Linked DNA regions of Homo sapiens: region 1 is linked to region 2. The links are chromatin loops, found by intact Hi-C in ENCODE. Cell type or tissue: ascending aorta. All regions are shown on one strand. Links, peaks and the distances in the headings refer to the core of each region. The heading gives the core; the rest is flanking DNA. Region 1 has its middle 62 kb from the start of OSBPL8. Region 2 holds the start of CSRP2 (cysteine and glycine rich protein 2).

The links. Hi-C counts contacts between places; a loop is a spot of excess contacts. Peaks named below come from ENCODE experiments on the same cell type or tissue, not always from the same donor. Only the 100,000 strongest peaks of a DNase experiment are listed, where the experiment ranks them.
Region 1: a loop joins it to region 2, with 17 times the contacts of the local background. A loop is called at or near these places in 4 of 110 quality-filtered maps.

Annotation. Positions count from the first base shown.
Region 1 is chr12:76,618,818-76,624,197 of GRCh38, reverse strand. It overlaps the pseudogene YWHAQP7. Among named protein-coding and RNA genes, the nearest start is that of OSBPL8, 62 kb to the right of the region's middle. RefSeq lists a silencer at 1-209. In ascending aorta, for the core only: a CTCF peak has its summit at 2,524 (motif pointing left); DNase peaks (open chromatin) are centred at 2,497 and 4,014.
Region 2 is chr12:76,877,133-76,882,512 of GRCh38, reverse strand. It overlaps CSRP2 (cysteine and glycine rich protein 2), which reads left to right and starts at 3,494. Exons shown (of 6, transcript NM_001321.3): 1 at 3,494-3,575. LOC124902971 (a long non-coding RNA gene) reads right to left here and starts at 4,154. Exons shown (of 2, transcript XR_007063380.1): 1 at 3,863-4,154; 2 at 1,048-2,625. RefSeq lists silencers at 3,225-3,274, 3,305-3,734. In ascending aorta, for the core only: CTCF peaks have their summits at 2,845 and 4,069; DNase peaks (open chromatin) are centred at 2,802, 3,422 and 4,355; H3K4me3 peaks cover 3,297 bases; H3K27ac peaks cover 3,822 bases.

The DNA.
Region 1 (5,380 bases), core at 136-5,135, 260 kb after region 2:
TCTAGGACTCTGAAATTTGAGTATGTGCCTAGCAGAGGCTGCCTATATGACTAGGCCCCAATAAAATCCCTGAGCTCTGAGTCTGTAATGAATTTCCTGGTTGGCATCATTTCACATGTTTTATCACAACTCATTACTGGGGCAATTGAGCACATCCTGTGTGAACTCCATGGGAGATGACCCTTGAAAGTCTGTGGCTGGTATATCCTGGATTTTGACCCATGTGCCTTTTTCCTTGCTGATTTTGCTTTGTATCCTTTTGCCAATCATAATCATGAGTATTACTATATGTGAGTCCTATAAGTCCTCCTAGTGAATCATCAAACTTGGGGCTGGTCTTGGGGACCCTAACTCAAGGCAAAATAAAACATATCTTTGAACCAAATTCAGCCAATAGTTTCACCTTTCAACCTCTAACCTAAGACACGGGCAGAACAGTTGCCAGGCATAAATGGAGCATTTTCATATGTGTCATCGTATTTAGTCTTCACAGTAACCCTGCAAAATGAACCATTTTATAACCTCATGTATAAGTGAGGAAATACACTCAGAGGGCTTAACCTTGCACAAGGTCATATCACCTGTAGGTGGAAGAGGCAGGAGTCAGAGTTAAATCCAACTTTATTTTCATATTGCCTGTATATGAAATTATATTTCCTCCCTTATGTGAAAATTTCAGAATCATTTTGTTTATTTTCTATTTCCTATGCACAGTATTTACATCTCTGGAGCTCAAAGTATTCTTATCACTCCTCATCCTTGTAATATTTGCCTTTTTCTTATTCCCTTCCAATCTTACCTTCCTATCAGCTATGAATGAGGTTTTCTGAGCCAGTAGGGAAACAAACAAAAACAAAAACAAAAACAAAAACAAAAAAAAAGGAAGGTAAGTATGGGCACAGGCAAGGGAAGGGAAGGATTATAAAAGACAGCAACTGGGCCTGCCTCTGCTAGGGATGGTCAGTGGTCCCAACAGGAGGGTCTAAAGTGGAGTGGAGGCTGGGTGTACAGGGTGGCTCACATCTTTAATTCCAGCACTTTGGGAGGCTGAGGCAGGATAATCACTTGAGGCTAAGAGTTTGAGACAGCCTGGACAACATAGCAAGACCCCATTTCTACAAAAAGATTAAAAATTAGCCAGACATGGTGGTGCCTGCCTGTAGTCCTAGCTACTTGGGAGGCTGAGGTGGGAGGACTGCTTGAGCCCAGGAATCAAAAGTTACAGTGAGCTATGATCATGCCACTGGCCTCCAGCCTAGGCAACAGAGCAAGACCCTGTCTCAAAAAAAAAAATGAAAATAAATAAAAAAATAAATAAAGTGGCATGGGGAATACCAGGTGAATCTAAGCTGTAGCAGTAGTACTTATAGTCAGAGAAGCAGTAATAATCTTTCCAGAAGGATCCATGGGGTTTGAAGCAGGATCTCATTCAGTATATGGCGGACAGTAGCATAGTTCAGGTAACAGGATAAGAGGGTGAGAAATGGATAGGCAGGCTGTCAAGGGCCTATCTGGGGGTGAGTGCAGAGCTATACTCTCAGGAAAAAGTGGCATGAAAACCTGGAAGCTGGATAGAAGCCCTACTCTAAGATCTGAACTTGCAGAGTCAGAAGTTTGGAAGGGAAAGTGCAGCTTGATGGCTGAGCAAGTACTCGAGAGTTCCCCCCGGTCCACTGAATATTAAACTTAGAACAGCATGACCAGTACGAGCCTCTTTCTTCAAACATTTTGTATATCTTGAGTGGCTTTCTAGGTAATGATGGAACTGAATTCATAAAGCGGAAGGTCTTTCTTTGTTTCCTGTGTCTGGGCTGAGCTGAACACGTTTGAGACTGACACTTCTTGCTGAAGGAACACACCAGAATAGGTTTGCCTAGCTTTGCAATATTTATTACTGTTTTAGATTTCCCTCACAATACATCTCTGAAAAGACTCAGTGAACTAAATGATACTCAGAAAGATAGCATTTCAGTGAACTCTTGAGGTTACATTTAAAACAGTCACATTATCAATGTAAGTAATTATTCCCAATTATTCCCATACCAATCTGTCTTACAGATATTTTAATACTAGGTGGTCTCTGAGTTATAAACATCAGGCTTATGAGCATCCCATGCAATTCCGCGTCCACTAATATCTTTTGAATTTCTACTATGTGTGCCTCATGGTCATTATGCAGAGTCATAATAATTGACATTTATTGAACACTTACTCTGCAATCTGCACTGTTGCACTGACATGCATTAATTCATTGTTCTCACAATAATGCTATGAGGTAGGCATTATTATTGTATCCATTTTCAGGTAAGAGTCCAAGGCACAGAAAGGTTCAGTACAACTTTTAGTTGTACCTAGAAGTGTGCCTCACTTCAAACAATGAACAATTTAGAAAGAGAGATAAGACATATTGAAATGTAAACAACCAGTCACCTGCCTCTCCTGCACTTTCACCCAAAGTTTGTTTTGATCCAGATCTATTTTTACCCTTTGTTCCATTTGGCATCCAAGCTACTCTAGTGCCACCTGCTGACCAGAATGGGGAACTGTCTGACCTAGTACCTTCCCTATAATCATTTCTTCGAGTAGGATTCTGTCATACACTCCATTTTATTTCTAGCTTTAAAATGTCCACTTTATACCATATAACACTTAACATGTATAATTTATATCTGAAGAATAGATAGCCTGTGATGCTGATCTATGTTAAAACACTCTGAGAAATGTAGTACAATTTTTTACATCTCTGGGTTTCTCTAGAAAAGGGTATCACAATGCAGAACTATGGGTATCATTACTACACTTTGCATAAGATACAAGGGAACTATGATAAACTTCAGAAAGTAGTGAACTCACCTATTCCTTAAAATATGAGTAGGCAATTGTTACAAAGCAATAGTAAACGGCTTATAAAGTATAAGTTTATTTTATGCTTCTCTGCTATTACACAGGGCACAACATTTTTGCAAGGCTTTTTTGGGACCACAGTGCATTAGCAACAAAAAACGCTGGTCCAACTCTGAGTAGCAGTCACTAAATGAAACGGATACCCTCTCACATGTGCACAAATCTGCATAGAAAAGTACTAAAGTTTTAGAATTGGACTTGTGTAATGTATTTCTGCTTTCTAGGGTATTAAGTAATGATATGCACTTTAATTTACCTAAAGCAATGCATGTATCTTCGCAGCAACATGATACTTCTATTAAACAGTTAAGGTGAATACTGGAAGTAAAAGACAAGAGGTGTACATGAATTTTTATTGGGAAGGGAAGTTGTCAACTTAAACAGTAGCAAATGAAAACCTTGTTGTTATGGATATACGTGACCTCCATAAACTATTATATAGGAGACATTTCAATTTCCCCCCCAGGCCAGAAAAGTTCCATACCGAAAGGAAACCCTTGAAGAAGAGTAAGGGAGGGAATAAAGAAATCAAGAAGTTACATAGGGAATACTCTCGAATTGTAATTAACTGTATTTTCAGATCTTTAGGGTGGTACAAAACATAATTGCTTGCAGCATTAGTTCAGATTACTTAAATATCAAGTACATTTTTAGTCCACTATATAAGTGGAAGTTACTAATATTTTATATGAAATGAAGCCAGTAATACTTTTCTATAGCAGTAACTGTACACCAGGAGGGCCAGGACAAACGAAAGAAATGGAGTTTTCCCAAAGCTGCATTGTGAAAAGACTGTAAATGGGTTGATCCCATACGCATGAATGAATTTCTTTTTTTTTTTTTTTGAGATGGAGTCTCACTCTGTCGCCCAGGCTGGAGTGCAGTGGCGCTATCTCAGCTCACTGTAACCTCTGCTGCCTGGGTTCAAGCGATTCTCCTGCCTCAGCCTACCGAGCAGCTGGGATTACAGGTGCCTGCCACCGCACCCAGCTAATTTTTGTAGTTTTAGAAGAGACGGGGTTTCACCATGTTGGCCAGGCTGGTCTCAAACTCCTGACCTCGTAATCGGCCTGCCTCAGCCTCCCAAAGTGCTGGGATTATAGGCATGAGCCACCGCGCCCGGCCATCATGAATGGGTTTCTTTGCTACAGGAAATCCAAGTGGAAAAGGCAATGGAGATGTGTACAAAAGTTTCTTGAAGGGAAGAAAGATTACGCCTTGTATGCATTTACTTTTCTGTCTCTTGGCTGCCACATCACATTTTTCTCTTGCACTGTCTAATGGCCATAATGTTAGGTTGTCTCTATAAGCAACTGCATGATAAGGGTGCTGTCTTTGAATCTTCACTCAGTGTATCAAGTTCTTCTATGGCCTATCAAAAGTGGTTTTAGTCAGTTCGCAGGCAAGCTCTGGGTTATTAAGGATCTCATAGTAAAGTACAGAAATGTTAAGACATGTATATGGATTACATCTCTTTACTATATCAAATGCCTCTTAGGAAGCTCTTTGGGAATTATCTATCATTTGTTTCAACCATCACCACGTGCAACAAAGGTACTGGAAGTAATCTCCCTTTATTTTTGATAAAAGATCGTACTCGCTAGATTAGTTGCATTGGATAGTAAATAGTTATCCAAAAATTGCAGGACAGTAATGCATACGGATCTCAGTTCAGACTTGACTTTCTCCTGATAGTTTTCTGTTGTTTTTTGGTTTGTTTTTTGTTTTTTCTCAGTGATGTGAAGCTCACTCCCAATAGTTCTTGATCAGCTGCAACTTCTTGTCAGAGGTGTTGGTTTTTCTGCTCAATGCTCAAGAGACCCTCCAGGTGGACCTGTAGCCTTCAACAATGTTTTTGTAGGCCACAGAGAGTGAGTTGTGCTCCTCTTTGGACAGCTCTGCAACCTGCTAGGAGAGCCTTCACAATGCAGGTAAAATCAATGATAGCAAAACCCTTGAATCCAAAGTGTTTGCAAGTACTCAAAGCCCCCCTCAGAATCACCATGAAGTCCTCACTTACCACCTTCATTCTTTTCCACTTAAATCTGTGTTTCTATAAGTATCAAGATTTGTGATAAAGATTTCTTTTGCACCGATCCTCGAGATATTAGAGTTGGAATGAGATTTAGAGATCATTTAGAGTTCAAGTTCAACATTTTGTTTACAGTTCTCTGCTGTTTGATGCCCCAAATCTATTTCACAGGAAGCCATTTGCTGATCACCTGGCTTGACCTCTTTCCTGATTCTTCATTTTTCTCCAGTCTACTGGGAATTTTCCCCTGCTCTTATTATAAAGAAAGGCCTGTGTTTGTAGCCGATGTGGGCTCCCTCAATAATTGGGCATGACACATTTCTATTCCCTCTGGTAGGTCTCACTCCTCCCCACTATGAGATGGGTTAACTGCTGCATTTCTGTGGCCTCAAGTTCCCCTCGTCTTGTCACACTAGGGACCCTGAGACACAAAGGGCTGCACAG
Region 2 (5,380 bases), core at 319-5,318:
GATAGAATATGCTGTCTGGGAAGTTAATGGTGTCTTTCTTACTAGTAGAACTAGAAAAACTCTGCTATAATATGAAAGCAGAAGCAGAGCTCAAAAAGATAGAAAGCTCTGGTTGAAAAGAAGAAATAAATAACATCATAATAGAAGATAATAGCACTGAATGAAAATAATGCCTACTGGAGAAAGAGAGTTAGGAAATGAAGCAAGTATAAGAAAGTAGGAGTTTATAGCAGGTTAAAAAAAGCAACTATGACAAATATCAAGAATAAGATACTCTAATCTACCTTCCAACATTTAAGCATATATCACTTACATTATTCTTTTCTCTGTCAGATAATAAATCACAGAGTATTAGGGTTAAGTATGAGTAATTTTTAATTCCCACAACTGCTGCTAAATCTTAGCTAAGAAATAAGGTAGAAAAACTGCTTCTTTTTGTGTTATTAAATGTGTAGGTTAGCAAAGTGCAAATTGTTTCCCTTTTTTTCATACTAAAATCATTATAATAAGACATTCCTCTTCACTATAGCTTTCTTGCCTTCTGGGAAGAAAGCCTTGCCCTAAAATAAAGAGGCTTTGTGTTTAAATTCACATTCATCTGATTCAGAGTTTTGTTAAGAAAAAGGGGCATGAAATAAAAATAATAAAAATATTTTTAAAATCTACGTTTGAAGCACAAGGTCATGACAAAAGGCAACAACCTTGGTTCAACTTGCCTTAGGACAGTGACCTTGAGAGAGGGCTTTGATTTGAAATTGGTTGATGAATTCCAGAGAATAGAGTTGTTACAAGTATAATACACATTTTGAGTGGGAAAAAGAAATAGCCTGCTGGACACATTTAACCTTTGATTCTGCCTATTACAAGGTTGAAGGGGTCAAACAGACTAGGACCATGTGGACTTAAGGGTTTATCCTTCTCCTTGAGGACACATTTTTCCCACTATCCTTCTGCAGGCGCGCAGATGCTTCCTACTGAAGACTCTTAATTGTTTTGGAAAACACTCCATACCTTCTTAATAGCAAGCCCTCAAGAAGGCAACATGAGTACTTAGCAAAGCACAATTTTATTTCTTTCTTGAGAGGCAAAAAGGACATCAAGATATCTTTGCTTAACATAACAACCATCAATTATTCAGTATTTACCATGTGCCAGGTGCTATGTTTGGCATTTTACATACATCACCCAATTTAATCCTCATAACAACACTACAAGATGTGTAGAATTATCTTTTTACAGATAAAGAAACAGATGCATAGAGGTCAAGTACTTAGCCCAAGCTTACAAAACTGATAGGTGGCAGAGCTGTATGTTGAAATCATGTGTGTTTGATTCCAAAGCCCATACTCTTTCTTTTGCACCACTCTGTCTAAAAACTCTTAAATAATTTCTTCATGTTCATAACTAAAAGAGTCAACAGTTTAAATAGATGTTTAAAGAAAATAAATATTTTTTAAATGTTGATAAATACAAATACAGATTTGTTCAAAATCACACGTTGTATATCATCTGCAGACTCAGTGTGAAGTACACGGAGACAAACACATACAGGGACAGACAGCAGAAACACTTTTAGGTCAGAAACAAGCCCAATTTCTTTTTTGTTTTGTTTTGTTTTTTTGAGACGGAGTCTCCCTCTGTCACTCAGGCTGGAGTGCATTGACGTGATCTCCACTCACTGCAACCTCCACCTCTCAGGTTCAAGTGATTCTCCTGCCTCAGCCTCCAAGTAGCTGGGATTACAGACATGTGCCACCACGCCCGGCCAACAAGCCCAATTTCAAATGATAAGACATGGCTATGGAATTTAGGGACAACATGAGCTTGACGGAAAGCAAACAGCTCAGGTTTGGGAGGCCCCTTCCACAAAGAGGCATTGAGAAGAACTCAGGGTAGGAGAGAAAGGGCAGTGGTTTGCTGCAGTGAGACTCACTGATACAGTTTCATTCAGTAGAAGCACTAGGCAAACTTATACAAGAAAAAATAAACATTGTAAGCAGCTGAGCTAAAGCGAATGTAGAATCTGAGGGACTGAATTTTCCTGTTGGCCCGTGAGTCAAGTCACTTACACTAGCTGATATCACTGAAATAAGGATTGCCCATATTTAGAAAAGCTCACAGCAGGCAAGAATGCTTTCCAGACTCCTGCCACAGTATCAGGAGATGTCAATCACCACTATGTGTTTTTGGACAGTACTTGGTGGACAGAGAACAAGGCAGCTATAATGAGTTTATCCTGGATTGGCCCCAGCATATAAAATAAAACAATAATAATATTATAAGTCGGTTCTGTACGTTGTCATGCGGATATGTGCTCCCTGCCCTCTCCCCAAGAGGGCATTTGGCAATGTCCAGAGACTTTTTGATTGTCACAACGTCGGGGGCAGGTTGCAACTGGCATCTAGTGGGTGGAGGCCTCCTACAATGCACAGGACAGCCCCCTACAATAAAGAATTATCCAGCCCAAGATGTCAATGGTGTGGAGGATGAGAAACTCTGGACCAGAGGAGGCAATAGCATTTATGGCATGAGGGGGTTTTGGTCACTGACTTTTTTGAACTCCCCACTCCGCAAGTATCAGTTCTCCGGGATCATTGCTTCTGGCAGGAGAGGTCATGAGGAGGCCTAGAATATGAACCAGATAGAGATTGCATTGTTTATTTTCCTTTTCATCTAAAACAATAAATCATCCTGTAGCTTAGGCATTAGGTCCCTTCGGATGTCACGGTATCCTTGTGCTTTTCTGACATCAACACATATAAATACAGGGCCTGTGGCGCCCGGGGTTTCTGCCTGGGTTTAGGTTTCTTCCCCCTCAGCATCGCGTGCTGTGCCCTGGTGGAGGGGAAGAGCGAAACACTTTGGGAATGGGGCGTTTTCGTAACGTCATTTATTTAGTCTAGATGAATTTTGCTCTTTAAGAATAAGAAGTTGTGGATTCCCAGAAGCTGGAAATCGGACGAGAGAATATGCGTTAACTAGGGAAGTTAATCACGTTGAGTTTACTGACAAGGACAAGGCAAGGGGGAGGTGGCGGAAAGCCCCGTTTGGCTGACTTTCTACTGCTGGAGCCTCCCGGCCCATGACTGTCTCCGCGAAGAGGGGGATCGGCGCTCGCGGTGGACAGGTCCGACGCAGGGCGGCGGGGGCCACTTTCCAGCGGGACCGTCCCGCCGCCGGGCCTCCCTGGAGGGGAAGGAAGTCCCTCTCCAAGTCCCAGTGGCTTTTGGAACTGCCGGGTCCCTTTGGGAGGGAGCGGTCCCGGGACGTGGGAAGATGCCGGGCGGGCGGGAAGCTGCAGGAAGAGGCGGGCCTCCTGCCTTTTGTCTCCTGGTGGCTAGCCCGGAGCGGGCAGAGGGCAGCCCGCCCGCTACACGCCCCAGCCCGGCAAGCGGCTCCGGGAATCCGGCGGGCGGGGCTGGGAGGAGGGCGGGGCGGACACAGGCCGCGCCCACCGAGCGCTCTTTAAAAGGCACCGGCGCGCGCTTCGCCTGGGATCTCGGACTCCCTGGACCCTCCCTCCAGCCCAGCCTCGCTAGCTCCGCCTGCGGTACGTGCTCCCGCCTCCGACTCAAGTGAGTAGGGGCGGTGGGGCGGTTCCGCGGCGCCGCCAACCCCGGGGCGGGAGTTGCAGGGGGTTTCCACCGCCTCCCGGGGTCGTGCTGTCGCCCGGCCGGCGCGCCCCGGTCTCCTCCGACATCCCCATCCCGGTCCGCATTTGTGCCCCTGCCAGCCTTCTCATCCCTGCGCCCCAGATTTTCTCTCTCTTATCCCCCAAACACACCTGCCCTTGTCCCCGAGGCCGTCCAGGCCATGCCCTGGGATCCCAGGCCCGCGGGGCAGGTAAATAATCTTATATGACCTTTAATTTCTCCATACTGGTTTCTCTGGGAGAGAGGCGGGTTGTGAGTTTCGCGTTTCTGCTAATCCGCCTCTTAGCAGCCGTCGGTCCCCTCGTCCAGCGGCAGGCTCTCTCTGGGGTGGGGGTCGGAGTCTCAGGGCCCCCTCTGCCCGGAGTGTGGTGAGCACCGAGGGCGACCTTACTGGGTTCTGTCCCCTAGGGGTGGAATGGGGCTTCTACATCCCCCCGAGCCCAGGGTACTGCTCCTGCCGCCGTACCGGGCTCCTGGCATCCCCATTGTTTGGTGGTGTCTGCCCACCCAGCACCGAACCCCTCTATGTTGAAGGAACAGCAGGGAATGTCAATCACTTACTCCTAGCTTTTTCCAGAACTTTCTACGATTCAGGTACAAAGAAGAATGCAAGAATGCTTGGTTGTGAAATTATGCGACAGGTCCTGCGAATCACATTCTGGGTTCTCCAGAGCCAGATTCAGGAGCTCCACGTAGGCACCCCCTGGGGGCGGGGGCGGGCTTTCTAAACCGGCGGATCCCTTTCCCCCTTCTAAGCCAGGACATTTGTTAAACGATTTTTACTTAAATGGCTACCCAAAATGTTTAACCTGTTTTATTTGCAGTCTGCAAACCAAGCACATTTTCCCTTTATAAATGCTTTTCGGTACAGAATTTTTTTTGGGGGGTGGGGGGGTGGGGCGGGGGCAGTTAGTAATTTTTTAACCCGGGCAGCGAAAATCGTCGTATTTAGTTCTTGACTTTTCCAATTAACCTGTTTTAAAACTCTCCTCATAAAATGCCAAGAATTCAAATAGGACAGCCACAAAGTTGGCTGTACTTTGACTCACGTTTTTCAAGAAAGAATTGGGTGATAGATTTTGAAAGGGAGAATCTAACATAGTTTCAGAACTGCATGCCAAGCTACAAAGAATGTTGTGAAGTACTAAGTGGTCTCCCCCAGTACTCCTGGGGTCATCGCTCTCGTCCATTGTCACTGATACTTTGTCAGTATTTCTCTGGGTCCTTTCTCCTCTGCATTGTAGTTTTCTTTGCTCTTTTGGTTCTGTGTTACCTTTGAGACCAGACCTGCATCACATGAGTCTTTGAAACTCACAGTGCTTGCTTGGGTACCTTGGACAATTGACTGAAAGAAGGAGCGAATAAGGTTGTGATTATAGGGAACAAAAATATAATTTGACTCACACAATAGGTATTTGTTTGCAGATTTGATCTAAAGTTCGTATCATAAATTTTTAATGCATTTCTCCGAATGTATTTAACAAATATTGATTGATACTGGTATAGGCTAAGTACTGTGCTGAAAGCAGTACTTGCTGGAGGCCTGTCCTGATGAAATTGCAAAATCACTTGGATTTGGGGGAGATTGAATTTTATCCTAAAACAGCAAGAATGTTGGTGTAGAGTAGAGGACAGCAATAAATGAGGAGTTTTAGAAGCCTGAGTCCAGAGGCAACTCTGACACTAAATTGCTATAGTGATCTGGGTCTCTAGGTTTTCTTCTTTGT